2 separate regions of the Mus musculus genome follow, and region 2 is linked to region 1. A link is a loop called in an ENCODE intact Hi-C map of the cell type or tissue named here. Cell type or tissue: heart. All regions are shown on one strand.

The links. A loop is a pair of places that touch in the nucleus more often than their neighbours do. Peaks named below come from ENCODE experiments on the same cell type or tissue, not always from the same donor. Only the 100,000 strongest peaks of a DNase experiment are listed, where the experiment ranks them.
Region 2: it touches region 1 in a loop (2.9-fold over the local background); 11 of 42 quality-filtered maps call a loop at or near these places.

Annotation. Positions count from the first base shown.
Region 1 is chr10:67,093,429-67,101,428 of GRCm38, forward strand. It overlaps Reep3 (receptor accessory protein 3), which reads right to left and starts at 3,560. Exons shown (of 8, transcript NM_178606.5): 1 at 3,362-3,560. The coding sequence starts at 3,393. It also overlaps a transcript of Jmjd1c not described here. In heart, a CTCF peak has its summit at 4,123; DNase peaks (open chromatin) are centred at 2,953, 3,703 and 5,193; H3K4me3 peaks cover 4,475 bases; H3K27ac peaks cover 3,103 bases.
Region 2 is chr10:67,181,723-67,189,722 of GRCm38, forward strand. All of the region lies in intron 2 of Jmjd1c (jumonji domain containing 1C), which reads left to right. Among named protein-coding and RNA genes, the nearest start is that of Jmjd1c, 59 kb to the left of the region's middle. In heart, a CTCF peak has its summit at 3,819; a DNase peak (open chromatin) is centred at 3,979; H3K4me3 peaks cover 3,340 bases; H3K27ac peaks cover 3,457 bases.

The sequences.
Region 1 (8,000 bases):
ACTAATAGTGCTACTCCCTGGGTCAAGCTTAATTCAAAGCACCACAGATGCCCACTGCAGAATTGCACCTGTATTAATTATAGCATTCCTTATAAAATATTATGGTATACAACTTTTGTATATATAACTTTGATATCTAAACACAGGCTCAGAGGGGGGGACAAAAGAAAATGAAATATAGTCTAAAATTTAATATGTAGGTATTTGGCTAGTCCGTGCTTCTTTGTTCTGAAAGCAGCTACTGGCACTTATGGAATAATTACTACCCACTAGATGCTGCATGTGGACATTATATATGAGAATGTGCCTTATCTTATGGGGCGAGTCACAGTGGTAGAACTGATATTTAAATTCAGACCAGCTGGTTCGAGTTTTGATTTGTGTACAATGCTATAACACAGAAGCTACGAAAAGTTAGGGAAAGATGTGTTTGTGTGTGGGCTTTCCTCAATCTGTGAGCAGTGCCTTCAGAATATGAGGTACGGGCAGTGTATATGAATTTAGTATTATGAGGTATGCTCACGTTACCATTCCTTAAAATTTGCTCACCTGGAGAACTAGTTCAGAGGTTAATAGCACTTACTTCTGCCAAGGACCCAGGTTTTGGTTCCAGGATTCAAATGGCAGCTCACAACTGCTTGTATCTCCTGTTTCATGGGATCTGACATTACATTCTGACCTCTTAGGGTTTCTGCAGAAGCGTGGTACACATACATATACTCAGGCACACCCAGGTACAGGCAGACACCCCCCCCCCCCCCACGCTCACACACGGAATCCATTAAAAACCACTCATTTATTGGTCTTGTGAGCTTTAAGTAAGTTGATGTTGTGACAATCAATTGAAGATGAGGAGACGCTGCTTGCTTGTCAAGCCTAAGTCCCTATGCTCACCCAATCCCGTGGTGGAAGGAACAAACTGACTCCCACAGGTTGTCCTCTGTCACATTACCCCAAGGCCACCCAAAACGATAAATTAAAAAAAAAAAAGGCAACTTAAGCTCAGGTGGGCTCAGTACAGTCAGAGGGGCTACACAGCTACTAAGTGGAGTCTGAGTCTGAGTCTAATGTATCATTCTTGTCCTCAGAGTTATGCTTCAAGGTCTGCAAAGAATTGCTCCTTAATCTTGGGAGTTCAGGTTTAGATAGGGTCCCTTGTCCTTGATGGTACCTCCAAAGGCTCGGGCTGAGGAAACTGTCTGACCTTGTTTAGGCCCAGCTGGGCATTTCAGTAGGTGAAGAAGGAGATACACAAACAAATTCTATTTCACAGTGCGGAGCAAGTATCTAGGTTTGTGTAGCTATTAGGACAGCTTTTACATTTAGAGATAACCCAAGCGCAGATGGAAACACACACACAGATGTTCCTCGACAAATGTGCTGGACCCGAAGTTCACGAAACACATTTCTTGACTCCTGATTAATACATGTTTTAATGACCTTTAAAAAAAAAAGTCACATTTGCATGCTTCCCCTTCACCCCAGACCTTCAACTCCACAGGCTGACCGAGCAGGAGCGCATCCTTCCTTCAGTACTGGACTCAGTGTTTCTGGGATTATAAAAGTCTTCATAAAACAATGGCCTCTCTTTCTCTTCCTGCTTTTCTGGCTCTCACTCTGTAATCTACCCCAGCTCTGGTTTACACCAGTCCACCTATCAGAAATCTTTTCCTTCTTCCTCTTTGGCGGTCTAGATCGGGTTCATTCCTCAAGGTCTATTATGAACGTAATCTCTTTTGCCTTCTTTGATGACGCTCCAACCACAGATAATTTCTTCCTTGTCTAACACTGGGTATTACACCAGGTATAACCCTCATAAGACCTGACATTCTGACCTGTACAGTAGATATCTGTGGATGTGAAATGTGTGTCCCATTAAGATCTCCTACGTGGTACTGACCTTTGTATTGGAGGTAGCGTAGCACTAAACATACTTCCTTTCACCAATTAAAAAAATAAAAATCTTATTTGATGAATGCAAACTCAAGGTGTTCCATAATTTTCCATCATTGAAAATGGTCTAAGAGATCAAAAGACAAACCCAGTTTTTTTAATGGGGCATTTAATTTGAGGGGCTAGGCCAAAATAGTGGAGGGACTTCTGGTAGGTTAAGAAAGTATGCCTGGATTATGTGGAAACCCGAAGACTGCCTTGGAAGAGGCAAAACATAATTTGAAGGCACCCGTGGCATAACTTTATTTATTTGTGGCTTTAAGATGAATACAAGAAGTTCAGAGGCTTTAAAGGACATTTTATGAAAGAGCAAATTTTGAATGCATTGCAAACTAGGTTACCTAGCTCACTTCCAAACGAAATAAAAGCAAGTTAAAAAAAAATTAGCTCCTTCTCCGTAGTGAAAATAATAATGCCCAAGTAATGTCATTTTCTCCCTTCAAATTATAAGCTAATCAGCGAGGCCTGTTAACCTCATATAAACATTTCATTAAGGTACTCAGATGACACTACTGCTACATGAATAATGAATTCCCGCCCCCAGGCTTTACCTAATTTATGGCCCTTTATTTGGTGACTTTGCTTTAGAGCGCACAGGGTAAGGTGAAAGATGGGAAGAGAACCGGTTTAACTTGTATTCAAATACCTTTGCAGATTAAACAACACATCTCAACTTTTCCCCCCTCCTCTCCCCATCCGCAGCTCTCGTTTGTATCACAATCAGTGAACTGAGGAGATGACCCGAACAAAGGGGACTGGCACCTGCGCCTTCTCCATTGCAAACATTTCTTCCCACCCACGGCCCTCCACGGTCAGCGTTTGCCCGACCTTTCTAGCGCAGGCTCTTTCCCAGGTCACCTCGGGACCCCTGAGCAAGACTCTGCAGCCCGGGCTCTGACACCGATCTCTCCTCCTCCTACACGTGACCAAGCGGCGTGCGCCGCGGACAGACACCGCAACGCGGTAGACCTGGTGACAAAGGCTCGGGCGCATCCGGAGTCCCGCCGGCCTCCCGCGCTCAGCGTCGGCGGAGCCTGCGCAGGGCGGTGCCGCGCAGCGCGGGCCGCGGGAGCGGGAGCCGCAGCCGGGAGCGCGCCGCGGAGCCGAGCAGAGCCCGCCGCGCGCAGCGCCGGGCAGCGGAGGAGCCGAGGAGCGGAGCAGCGCCTGCCGCGTAGCCGAGGAGCGGAGGGGAGGCCGAGGAGAAGCCGAGCAGAGCCCGCCGCGCGCCGGGGAGCGGCTCCACGGAGCAGAGCCCACCGCCTGCCAGTCCGTTCGCCCGCGCCCTGCTGCTCCCAACGCCGCCGCCGCCCCGGAGCCCCGCAGCGACTGGGACACGGGTGAGCAGGCCGCGGCCCGTGAGCTTGGCTCCGGCAACCGGGCCCCAAGCGTCTTCCCCGCCCGTACTTACACCACGGCTCGGGAGATCATCCAGGACACCATCTTTTCGGCCGATGGGCCGCTGACCGCAGGCCGCGCGCTCCCCGCTCGCGCTCCCCGGGGCCGCGCTGGCGCCCTCGGGAGCCGGCCCGGTGTGTGCGCGCGGTGCCCGGAGCCGCCCGGAGCCCGGTCCCCCGCCCGTCCGCCCCCGCCCGCGGCCCCGCCGGCCCTGCCGGCCCCGCCCCTGCGCTCCGCTGATAGGCGGCGGCTCCGGGACCCCGCGGGCGCTGCGCTCCACCGAGCTGCGCGGTCACCTCGCTTCCCCGGGCCGGGGGACTCCGGGCGGGCGGTGAGAGCGCGTGGGAGCCGAGGCCGGGGGCGGGGGAAGCCGGGATTGTGAAGTGTCTGGCTAGGTGCGGCTCCGGTGCTCACCGAGGCTCGGCAGCCAGGGCCTACCACAGGCCTGGGTTGGCACGGCGAGGCTCGTGGTGCAATGCAGGGGCCAAGGGAGAGCGTCGGGGGTCACGTTTGGAGTGATGGGTTTGCAGGGATGGCGAGGCTGTTCTGGGCCCCTTGGGGCACCTTTTCCATCAGCGTCAGCCAACTCCTGTCTGTCTTGCCTGCCCCACAGCCTAAAACGTGGACCCAGGATTTCCGACCCGTGGTGCTGTTTACAAGTGTCCTTATTTTTTTTTTCCGTCACGCGCGCGCGCGTGTGTGTTACCTCTTAACACTGTCCAAAATTTTAAGCTGACCTTTTAAGTTACTGTAGGTGTTTTTTTTTCTTGGTCCCCTGGTGGAAGCAATAGTAAAAGTTCTCTAAGCTAGAAAGAATAATGTCTGTAATGTGGTGTTTGGAGCCTTTAATTAAAGTCCTAGAAAATATGATGGCTCATTTTGGGACGTACTGTAATTTAATCTTTTTGTTCCCCAGTTTCCCCATAATAAAAAGAGGCTAATAATACTCTTGCTTACCTCCTGCTTTTCAAGGATGATGTAAGGTATTGCTAATTAATGTGTTTAGGAAGGAGTCGGATTTGCCTGGGATGGTATCAAGGGACAGGGATAGGTTACCATGAGTGCCTTGTAGTTCATGAGGCCTATAAATTAAGAAGAATTTTGGCCATGAAAGAAAGCAGCAGGGGAGGGATGGTGGTGAGCTCTTGTGATCCCAGCACTGTGGAGGAGGTGGAGGCCTGCGGGGTTTCCTTCCACAGAACCAGGAAGAGAAGTCCTCCGCTGCTTTCTGCTCTTCCGTTCCTTTTTTTTTTTTTTTTTTTGCTTATTTACATTAAGAATGTGTGTTTTTATTTCAGGGGCTGCGGTGATTGCGTTTGTCCTGGTTTATTTAGTTTGACCATTGTTCAGCGTTACTGGGGAGATGTGCTTGCCCTCTAAGCAGCAGTTTTTCTGGCACATACCTTCCTTGTCCTTTCATGTCCTTCCATGGGCAGAGCGGTCTTGTAATGTCTTTATTTACAGCCTTTCGTTCCTCATCCTTAACATATCTTTCCCCTCCTCTCTTTCCTGAGCTAAGGTGTGTTTTCGTGCCCTTGACTGAATTGCATCTTTTTCTTGGATGCTTTATTTCCCATTCTCTACCTTTCTGACCTCTTAAATCCCCCCCCCCCAATTCCCTGCCCCCCACCCTCCCTCATAATTTATCCCTTAAGTTTCTGGACTCCTTTCACCCCTCCGCATTTAGTCTCTTCTGCCTGTTTTGCAGAGGTGATGGCTCTTGTTATTGTTTGCAGGACACAGCCCCCTTGTTCCTATTTCAAAAAGCCACGGGTTGTAAACCACCTACCTACCCTGGGTTGCTACAGTGTTGTTGAGTCATCCTGCCGCCCCAGACAGCCCTGGAGTGTTGATTCTCCTTGGTACCATGGAAACGGAGGTTTAGAGAACTTAACTCTGTAGCCAGTGATCCCCATGGTTCATAGGTAATGGAGCTGAACTCCAGTACTTTTGAGTCATACCTGAGTTGGGTGTGAGTTGGTTAGTCCAGGGGGAAAATTAAAAATTAGCAAGCTGCTTTTCTTCGTTGTTGTGACTGGCATTAACCACTAGCAAGCAGGTGGGGATGGGTCTGGGGATGCTGCACTCTGTGCTGTGTGGGGGACATCCTGAACAAAGACTGTTCCTGTGTCCTTCCTGGTTTAGGAAGATCATGCTTGTCATTCCTGTGATATTTGTCATCGTCAGAGCCTGAAATTTCCACTTTATAAAGTCACAGTTTTAACCGTGACTGAAGTTTCTTGTCTCTGTCTCTGCACACTCCTGTTGTGTAAACGAGAAGGGAAGGTTGTGTTCACCACTTGATTAGACGTTTTTGATAGTTGTGTCACATGGAGTCCTCAGCAGGTTTGCAAGGCAGTCACGTCCAGTTCCTAATCATTTTGTCCCAGCATCCATATGCTGACGGGCCTTTGTGTAACTTATTTTTATTTCCCCTTTCCACTTTACTGGTTTATCTAGATAGATGGATTTGTTTGGAGTTGCCTGTACAAGGGGGTTGCTCGGTGCGTCTCATTATGGCAGCGTGTTAACCGGAGGGCCACTCGGAAACTGATACGGCTGAGAACTATTGACCTACATAAGAGTCGGTCAATCCTAGGAGGAGCCTCTTGTGGAAAGCGCCCAGCTTTTAGAGGTGGCTGCTTGCTGTTTGTTACTGGACCTCAGATACTTGAGATCTGCTAATTGATGGCTATTAGATATATGCTTCAGTGTGTAAGATGATGCTATAGCCTTATGTGAGAAAAGGGAATACGGTATCTTCTGCTCAGCAGTGTGTGTGTGTGTGTGTGTGTGTGTGTGTGTGTGTGTGCACGCACGCGCACACAGTTGCCTGTGCTCCTTGCACCAAATGAAGGCCAGAGGGTGTCAGGCATATCCTATCCTCTGCTGCTCTGCCTTATTCCTTGGAGGTAGGGTTACTCTGACCTTGGAGAATTCATGTTTTCAGCTAGGCTGGTACCCTGCAAACCCAACTAACTCTCCCGACTCTGCCCCTCACCCCACACACTGGGGTTATTATAAGAACAGGGGCTGGAGAGATGGCTCAGCAGTTAAGAGCACTGACTGTTCTTCCAAAGGTCCTGAATTCAAATCCCAGCCACCACATGGTGGTTCATAACCATCTGTAATGAGATCTGACACCCTCTTCTGGACTGTCTGAAGACAGCTACAGTGTACTTACATATAATAAATAAATCTTTAAAAAAAAAAAAGAACATGGATAACCAAGTCCAGCTTATGGGGCTGGGCAGTGATGTGGGTGGGGTGGGGTTGCTGGGGTTGGAACTCTGGCCTTCATGGTTGAGCAGCAATCACCTTTAACCACTGAGCCTACTCGAGTAGCTTTTATAATGTGGCCTTACTTGGCATGCTTCCTCTCATTCCACATAGAAGCTAGGGAAATATTTAAAGCTTTGTTTGTTTATACATTTCATCAGTGTTTGTATGCTGTGTGTGCAGTGCATCCTTCATGGTGCTGTGCCAGGACCACTGTGGATATTGAGCTCAGCCTTGGTGGGAAGCAGTGTAGGTAGGCTGGAGGACGTTTTCTCTGGAGACCTCTTGCTCTTCCTCGTAATGAGATGAATGGTGAGTCACTGCTAGTTTTGTTTTGAATGACTATGTTAATGGGTGGTGATCAAATGTAAAGGGCTTTAGGACTCATTTAAAAGTCTCACTCTCGCTACCACTTCCTCCTCTAGTTGTCCTAGGAGATAGTGGAATGTACAGCTTTTTGCATGTTAAAGGAGCTCGCTTATTAGCAAATCAATAGAGAGTAGGAAAGTACCTGAGGCAGCGAAAGAGAGCCGCCCCAGGTGTAGAGCAGAATTACAGGGTAAGGAGATAGTATCACAAGTCTTGTAATTATTAATGAGTATGCTAATGAGACTGAATACTGGGTCACCTTCCCATTTCTAATAGGGAAGTATTTTTAAATAATTGAAAAGACTTTCATCTGTAAGAAGGCTAAAATTACCAAATTACCTTAATAGTGACTTAGAGAGTAGTGGTAGAGAGAGAGAGAGAGAGAGAGAGAGAGAGAGAGAGAGAGGGAGGCAGGCTTGGGAGAAGAGACTCTCTCTGCCCAGATGAACCCCCGCTCGCTTGCCTCTTTCAGCCATTCTCCTTTGGGTGTTCCGGTTACCGCAGAGGTAGAGTTTGGCATCCTGCGTGGGGTTGAGTCATAAAGAGATGATGTGCTGAAAAGTAGGGTAAGATTGCATTAGAATAGGCAGATTAGATAGGGAAGCACGCAGTCAGTGCTGGGATTGATCAGAGGCGCCTCTCAGCCTTGGGGAAAGCCAAATGTCTCTGATAGCTAGCTCTCATCTCTGATGGCTAGCTCTCATCTCTGATGGCTAGCTCTCATCTCTGATGGCTAGCTCTCTAGCTCTTGGCAACTCGCCTGAGAATCGCCATTGTCTCAGATCTTCTTCACATTTAGGAAGTAGCCTCACCTGAAACCTGGATTGAGACCAAAGAGCTTGCCCACTCTCTTCCTGGTTAAAAAAAAAAAATGATACTCTGTCAAGCAGCACGGAGACTCTTTGAGGCGCACTTGAAACGCAGTAAATTGAACCACACTTCCATATTTTGAACTACAGATTGGTGAATTCAGAAAACTGGAGTTTGTGAGCGGATTCTCAGAA
Region 2 (8,000 bases), 88 kb after region 1:
GGTGCTACTACTACTTAAGGGTGAGTTGAGGGTTTCTGCTTGTTTTGTTTTATTGTGTTAAATCTCTCAGTGTGTATTCACTTGTGTGTATACGTGTTTGTAGAAGTCTGGGTTGATGTGATGAGTCTTCCTTGATTGCTTTTCTGCTTTATCCTTCAAATCAGGGTTTCAATAAAACTCAGAGCTTGCCAATATGGCTATAGACTACTTGCTCTGAGAATCCATCTCCAACATCAGAGCTAGACTTACCGGGGAACCACTGTGCCTACCAACTGTTGCGTACGTAGGTTGTAGAAACCTAAGCTCAGGATCCCTTGAGGGAGTGAGGAGAGGGGTCTGTTTCCTCTAGAAGCACATGGAGCACTTAACCTAAAGGCATAAAGCAATATTCTTCTGTGTTTGCACTGTGTGCAGGATCTGTATACATTGAATAATAAAATACTCCCTTGGGTATTTATCATGATAGAGAAATTTTCTGCTATATATTTTCATAGATATATAGAAACATGCTACACTGAAAAATATTCATCAGAATCTAAGGCCATACCTAGTTGAGGTTCTTTGTAGATGTGACTGTTCACTTATTTTTTTCCTATTAATATGTCTTTGGTGGTTTTTAAATTTAATAGTTATTTACTAGTTTATTCATTCATATGATTTGATTGATTGATTGATTGAGAAAGGTTCCTTTTTAAAGTCTTTAATGCTAGGACATTGGACAGAGAAGAGGTTCATTCTCTAGTATTATTGCCTTGATTATATCCCTGACAGAAGTTTTTGATTGTTGTTCTTGGGGTTTTTCTGGTCTTTATTGTTGGAGAAATCACCAGGCTTTCATTTTTTCATATATATATATATTTTACTTTTATAGGCCAAGCTAAAATGTAGCAAAAATGTCCAGTTAACCCTAAATTTCATGTACAGCCGTCTTATATTATCGGAAAGAACAAATTTTCTTTGGAACGCCAGATAGTGTTGCCTTCCTTTTAGCTCCTGTCACTGTTTAAGTTCTCAGTTCTGTTGATTTATTCAGCTTGTAACCTGGAAACCAGCTAAAAAGGAAGGAAACCAGATGTACATTTCTGGGCCCACTGGCGTAGCTTCCTTTTCCTCTAGCCTGGCTCAGCCTCTAGAAAAGGCCTCTTATTCTACAGCAGAGGGCTGGGTGGGGGTTGACTAGCCCTTCACCTGTGTCTGATTGGAGTTTCTCTCCCTTATGAATTTTAAAGAATAAGAACCTAGGAGCCTTGGTTAAGCAAGCAGCTTCCTGTGTCATCACCTCACTGTTTGCTGTGTGTTAGAAACTGGTCAGTATTGATTACAAGAACAAACGTATTAATGCATTTTCAAATACTTTAAATCCCAGTTCAACATTTCTTGTTGCCAGCCTTTTGCATGTATCTCTGAATCTTTGTTGTGCATCAAGAGTAGTCTAGCTAAGTTCTCTAGAGATGCCTTTTGACTTTTCTTCTTCCACCTAGATATAGTCTAAAATATGTTTAAGATGATAGTTGGTTCCTCAGTAATGGTGTTAGTTATTTTGATTTTATCTCGGGGCACAGGAATGGCTGACTGGCAGTTGGGCAGACTCTGTGGTTCTCAGTGCTGCTGCTTCTGTTGGGGTCTGATAGCACTTGCAGCATTTCAAAGTCTGTTGTATATATAATTAAACTTGAGTATGTACTGTATTACTACAAGATTAGCCCTGTGAAATAATAGACTTGAATTATTATGTAGTTTAAATTTTAGAAATGTAGAATAAAATGTACTTAGCTATATGAACATTTTGTCTCTGTGTTGTTCAGGATTTAGAAAGAGATTGCCATATATATATATATATTCATGAATATATATATTCATTCAGTGGTAGTCCTTTGTAACATATGTGGCCTGCTTTCCCTATCCATGTGTTTTCTATGTCATACGAATGAGTTATTAGGATTGTATATTGTGATCTAATCTTTACTTGACAGCATTAATATAATACTTTATGCTAAAGTAACATTTTAGTACCATCCATCACCTGTAAAATAAAGTATTTTATTTTAGTACTACCTATGCTCTGTGAAACAAAACCATATTTACTCCAATACTTAGAATAATCAATGCCTATTGTACCATCTTTATTCTGTGTCCATTTTTGGTTTTAGGGATAAGTTTTCAGTCTTGCCCAGGTTGGCCATAACTTTATGTCAGTCCCAGTCTCACCCTCACAGTTAACATCCAGTAAAATGTTATTTTCTCTCTCTCTCTCTCTCTCTCTCTCTCTCTCTCTCTTTGTTTTTTGTTTGTTTGTTTTGTATTTTGTTTTTTCAAGACAGGATTTCTGTGTGTAGCCCTGGCTGTCCTGGAACTCACTTTGTAGACCAGGCTGGCCTCGAACTCAGAAATCCACCTGCCTCTGCCTCCCTAGTGCTGGCATTAAAGGTGTGGGCCACCACCGCCCCGCCCTTATTTTCTCATTTTTATTGCATGTGTTCATAGTATGTTTCTTCATGGGACTGAAAACATTTTAGGTAAATATTAACACTGAAGCCTTTCTGTCAGAAGCTAACATTTTATTTTATGTAGTAAAGATTTAACATTTGATTATACTCAAAAATGAGTGAATGTGGCCTAGTGTTTAGCAAGGAGCCACAAATCATATTATGTATCTCTGGTCCTTGGGTTCTTGAGAAACCTCTGTTCATAAAGTGAGAAAACAGTGCCTTGGTTCAGAAAGAAATGCATATAATTTTAAGCCTTTTCACACTTTTATTAAAAATTAAAAAGCAACACACAGGGAATGATAATGTTAGCCAATGTAACCAAGGTATCATTGATTATAATCAGTGTGGATTTATCTTACATCTTAGCATGCAGTTCTTTTGTTTTGTTCAGACAACACAAACCTCACTTCCGGTGAACTGCATTTCAGATGCCCCATGGCCCCTCATGCGTAGTCACCCACTCCACTCAATACTGAGCAGCAGAATTCTCTTCTCTTCTCTTCTCTTCTCTTCTCTTCTCTTCTCTTCTCTTCTCTTCTCTTCTCTTCTCTGTAGGGTGCTTCTGAGATGCTTGTTGTTTATGTCAGCTTATTTTACTTGACTACATCTTTTCATGTTTCCTTGTGACAGGGTTGTGCTAGCCCAAGCTGGCCTGGAACTCATAGCATCCCCCACTGTGTTGGTATCTCAGGCCTGCATCACCACATCCAGTGCTCAGTTTTTTCTGTCTTTTTCCTTGGGGGTGGGGGGACCGTGTTTTTTGGAGAGACAGGTTTTTAGGCTAGGCTTTCCTTATACTCCCTAGGTAGCTGACAATGACCTAGAACTCCTGTCCTTGTACTTCCCAAGTAAGGGGATGAACCAGAAGTGAACCATTGACACTCAGCTTCACAAATAGTAAAACTTATTTTTCTCTGGGGTTTTTTTTTTTTTTAAAAAGATCATTTTAGGACAAAATAAGTTTTTCTTTTATTTTTGATTTTTATAATTCCAGCATTTCTCCTTTCCATTCCCTTCCTTCAAACCCTCTTGTATGTTATTCATCTTCTAAACCTTCTTGCTCTATTTCAAATTCAGTCTCTTTTTTCATTGTTATTGCACGAATATATGTGTATGTGTGTATTTCTAAGTATAATCTGTTCAGACTGTACAGTGTTACATAGCAAAATAATTTTTAAAATCCCAAACCACTATTTTAAAAGTAGTATAATGATACTCTTTATTTTTGCTAACTTGATATTTACAAGTTTTTTAGTTTTTTTCTTTCTTTCTTTGTTAATTCTGGAAAGCAAAAACTTTGTATTTGCTTTTTGAAGGCGACGGTAAATTTGAGCTCTTCGTCTCGCCACTAGTCTGTCTTTGTCTGTTGTTAAAATTATGAGCCAGTCTCTATGGCCGCAGCCAAATGAGTAATCACCAGTAATGTGACTCGTGCTGGAAGTGACTCCATCAGCACCTGTGACGGGGGATTAGTTACAGTTTACAGAGCACCGCCTCTTCCCTTCTCTCGAGCGCCCTAAGCCAAGTACTCGTTCTCATTTGGGTGTCTGCGCTGTTGGAAGCAACTGCCGTGTGTTTCCATGCAGACAGTACAGTGGGAAAGCTTCCTCTAGCTAATGGATGGCTGTTCTCTTTATTTGGAGTATCTTGCTGGTTATGTAAGCGACCTCGGGAGAAATTATCCTGACCCAGATCGGAGGATGCGGTAGTGCTTCAGCTGCAGGATTTCTTCGTCGTTAACACCACAGTGCTGATGACAAAGAGCAAGTTGTAATCCGCAGCACTGCCAGGGCTGAGCCGGGCAGACAGAAAATCGTCATTTGCTGCTCACAGGCTTGTTAGGTTACAGCCTCTGCTTCGTTCTGTGGTCTTGGCTTTTCTTCCTATACAATGACGGCGCTGCAAGTGAGCTCAGAAATGCTTGGTTTGAAAGCCATTTGCCTGTGATTGTTTTTGAAGACTAAAGAAGTATTTATGCTCGATTAAAAAAATACTGCTCACGAACAAAATGAAATGCCAGCTATATTTACTGACCTTTAAAGCCTTGGCTTGGATTGCTGAGATTTAAAGATACTTTAAAATTCTCAAGAACTAAGTACGGTTCGTATTTTTCTGCTTCCTTTTTCTTTTGTCTTTATTCCATTTGGTTTTGCTTCTTAGCCTTAGGAATTGAGGTCACTGTCTTTTATAGTTCTAGGCTCAGTGTTCTTAGTTTTAGTATTTTTAAAACTGTTTAGAAAGAGGTTTTCTGTGTTGACGATCATTTATAACACTAAAAATTTAATTTAAAACTGGAGCTGAATTGTTTTGAGTGTTTTGGCAGATGTGTTTCAAATTAGACAGCAGTGTTTTAAGGGGACTTGGAGCATTTGTTTTGTGGGGTTTTTTTTTTTTTTTGGAGGGGGTGCTGATATATTCCCTTCCCCACCCCCAACTTGTTTTCTAACAGTATTATGTTTTCAATAGACCTGCTTGGGTGGGAATTTGGACTTTGTTCTTTCAAAGTAGCTCCAGTCTTTTTTTCTATTTTGTAGGCTAAACCTTGACTTAGAAAATGTGGCCTAGATAGTTTAGTTTTATTATTTTCCTTTGTTGAGATCTAGACTTATAGTTTTGTACTTAATGAGCTTAATCTTTTTTTTTTTTAATCTGAAAAAGGAATTGTTAAATGTTAACAGGAGATTGTTAGAAACTCTGGCTGTAGACATAAGCCCCGTGAATTTCCTGTTAAGTACTAAACGGTGAGCTTTAACGTGTTTTGTCTGAGCAGCTGAGTTGTATTTGAGAACTGTAGATGATTTATTTAAAAATATTTTTCGGGGAGGGCTCATCTGTTGGCCTCTTCCTCATGTGAATGGAATGTGGCGCAGCGTGGAGCCCCAAACAGGATACAGTTGTTGGAGCATTCTTCCTATAGCGTGGTAGGCCCTTCTAGAAATATAGGCTCTCAGCCGGTCTATTTTGGCTTTAGGCTATTTTTAAAGTTTGGTTAACACTAACAGATGACCTTAACAGAACTCTGAATCCCCTAACAAAATGGAAAAAGGTGATTTGTTTCAACTAAATGTTCAGTTTTAAGTTAGTGTCTTTCACTTGGGGTTTCAAAGATTCAAGTCTTTTGTGATTAGGGCCATATTCTACTGGGCTTGCTTCCCCTTAGGCTGAGGAAGTTCCTCATAGAATGTCTTTAGAGTCATGAATTAGTTATGCATGAGTTCTACTGTCTGTACATTCCAGAGCACCTACAGCAGAGAAACTTTATTAAAGCTACAAAATCCATTTGTTTCCATTTTAACATGAATCTGTTTAATTTTTGATGTGTGTTAAGTACAAAAATTACTATGGTTACATAGTTGATTGCCACTTTAAGAAATCATGGTTTCTTTTAACTGCTTTTCAGATTTGTATTTAATATATCTTAATGTTTCTTTAACAGGCACTGTAGAGCACCTCTGGTTGGGGAGGGTGTTATGTGAGGTTTAAATGGAGCTGTACACGGGGTCACTTGTAAATTAGCCTTTCTATTTGTCATACACATTTACTAGCCAGATTTTACCAAGGACTGTCAACTAAATACCTTCAATTTTGAGGAATTGTGTTATCTAGAAATTAATCCTCTTTCTAAGTTAACTGGAGTAATTTAAATTATGTTAAGTTGGTGAATTTTACCCCTGAAGCCGGCCCACCTTGCAAAAAGGGCTCTGGAGAAGATCTTCGCAGGAATGTTTTTGATATTATAAAATGACTGGGGCTTAGGAGATGCAAAACACCTGTATTATTTGCATAAGAAAAAGGTACTTAGGGCTAATGTTGCTAGTGTCCAGTCCTGCTAAATTGAATTTTATCTTTAGCCAGTCTTTTTTTTTGGGGGGGGGGGGGTTATCCTTGATGCTTTGGCCTGAAGTGTTTGGACAAGAAACAGAAAATGTCCAAAGATTGAAAGTCCTTTTGAGAAGGAGCCAGTGTTCTCTCATTTACCAATGCTAAACAAGTAGAAGTATAATATGAAAATTTTTCATTGTAGAAATACGCTAACTTGATAGCTATCATGTTAACATATTTCATATAATCAGATAACATGAACTCTTAAGCGAGTACATTCTCTTATAAAAAATGATAGAATTATATGAAATATTAGGAATCTAGGCCCAAGAAATAGAAAATATTGGTAGCAGGCAATGATAGATGTACAGTTAGTGTGGGAATTTTCTATTTTGAAAGTTAATTTCTCACACAAAGTATTTTGAACATCTAGTACTTAAAAGGTTAGGCTGGGACACAGTAGAAAGTTATTCTAACTAGGTTCAATTATCATAAATGTTAAAAATAAATGGAAGAGACAGATTTTGTTTGTTTTGGGGATGGTTCTAGAGATACATACTGTAATTTTTCAATTTTTTTTCAAATAAGGAAAATGTTATTTGCTCAGGAATATTAATTGAATAGAAATGAGATATGTTTAAAATATACATCCTAATGAATCCACTTAACTCCTGGTAAGAATTTCTTAAGTGTAGAAAATTAGCTCTTTGAGAACCCCTTCAAACTGAAACTTTTTTTGTGTAATAACCAGAGTATTTTGTATTTCTTTAAGACATAATAGCTACAAGACAGGGTGGACAGGAGCACCAACAGCTTTGGAATCTGGGAGATACGTACTGTCTTGGTCAACAGTGTTGTTTTGTGTCCAGATGGTACCCAAGTTGCCTTGTCATGAGGAAATGTTCTTTTGGTACACATATATGCAGTTTAGAAGCCTAGTTGTTTAATTGCATTTTTCAGATTTTGATTCTTTCTTAGGAAAGCCACACTTTTTAAGATGGTAGAATTTTCTTTTCATTTTAAAGCTTTTAGAACAAACAGTAGTAGATACATGAATACATTTAATTTTGACTGACTCTGACTCTGCTAAGAATGAGAGTGTGGTGATAGTCATTTAAGAAAACAAACACTGTGCCCTTGTTTCCTTCCTCTAACTTTCCCACCTCACTGCCTGCTGTGTGATCTCAGACTTGCTTTGTGACAGTGCTAGCTAGAGACAGGACAGGGCTGGTGGGGACTGCTCTTCCTCACTGGTCTCTCCTGCTGCCCTCTGCTCTCATTGAAGTAACTGCATCTGTAGTTGTTCTGGGAGCAAGGCAGGGGTGGGGTAAGGTCAGATGCTTTCTGCTCAGTTAAAATCTCAGTATGAAAATTAGACTAACATCTCTAGTTAGGAGTAAACAGGGGTGAATGTGGTTGACTTCTTTTCATGTTTTCAGGGTTAAGCAGAAACATACACGTGTGCTTGGTAGTCTTTCAGAAATAGTCTATAGCATGATACAGTATAATTTCCAGCTTATTAATTATGGTTGTGTTTAATTATTTTTTAATGAATAAAAAGTATTCTATGGTTTTAATAAAAACGTTAGGTTATACCATTATGACGACCTTATTGAACCATTATATTGCCATGTACCCTTTGTATAACACTTTGAGGATACAACCAGAAAATAACCATTAGAACTTTTC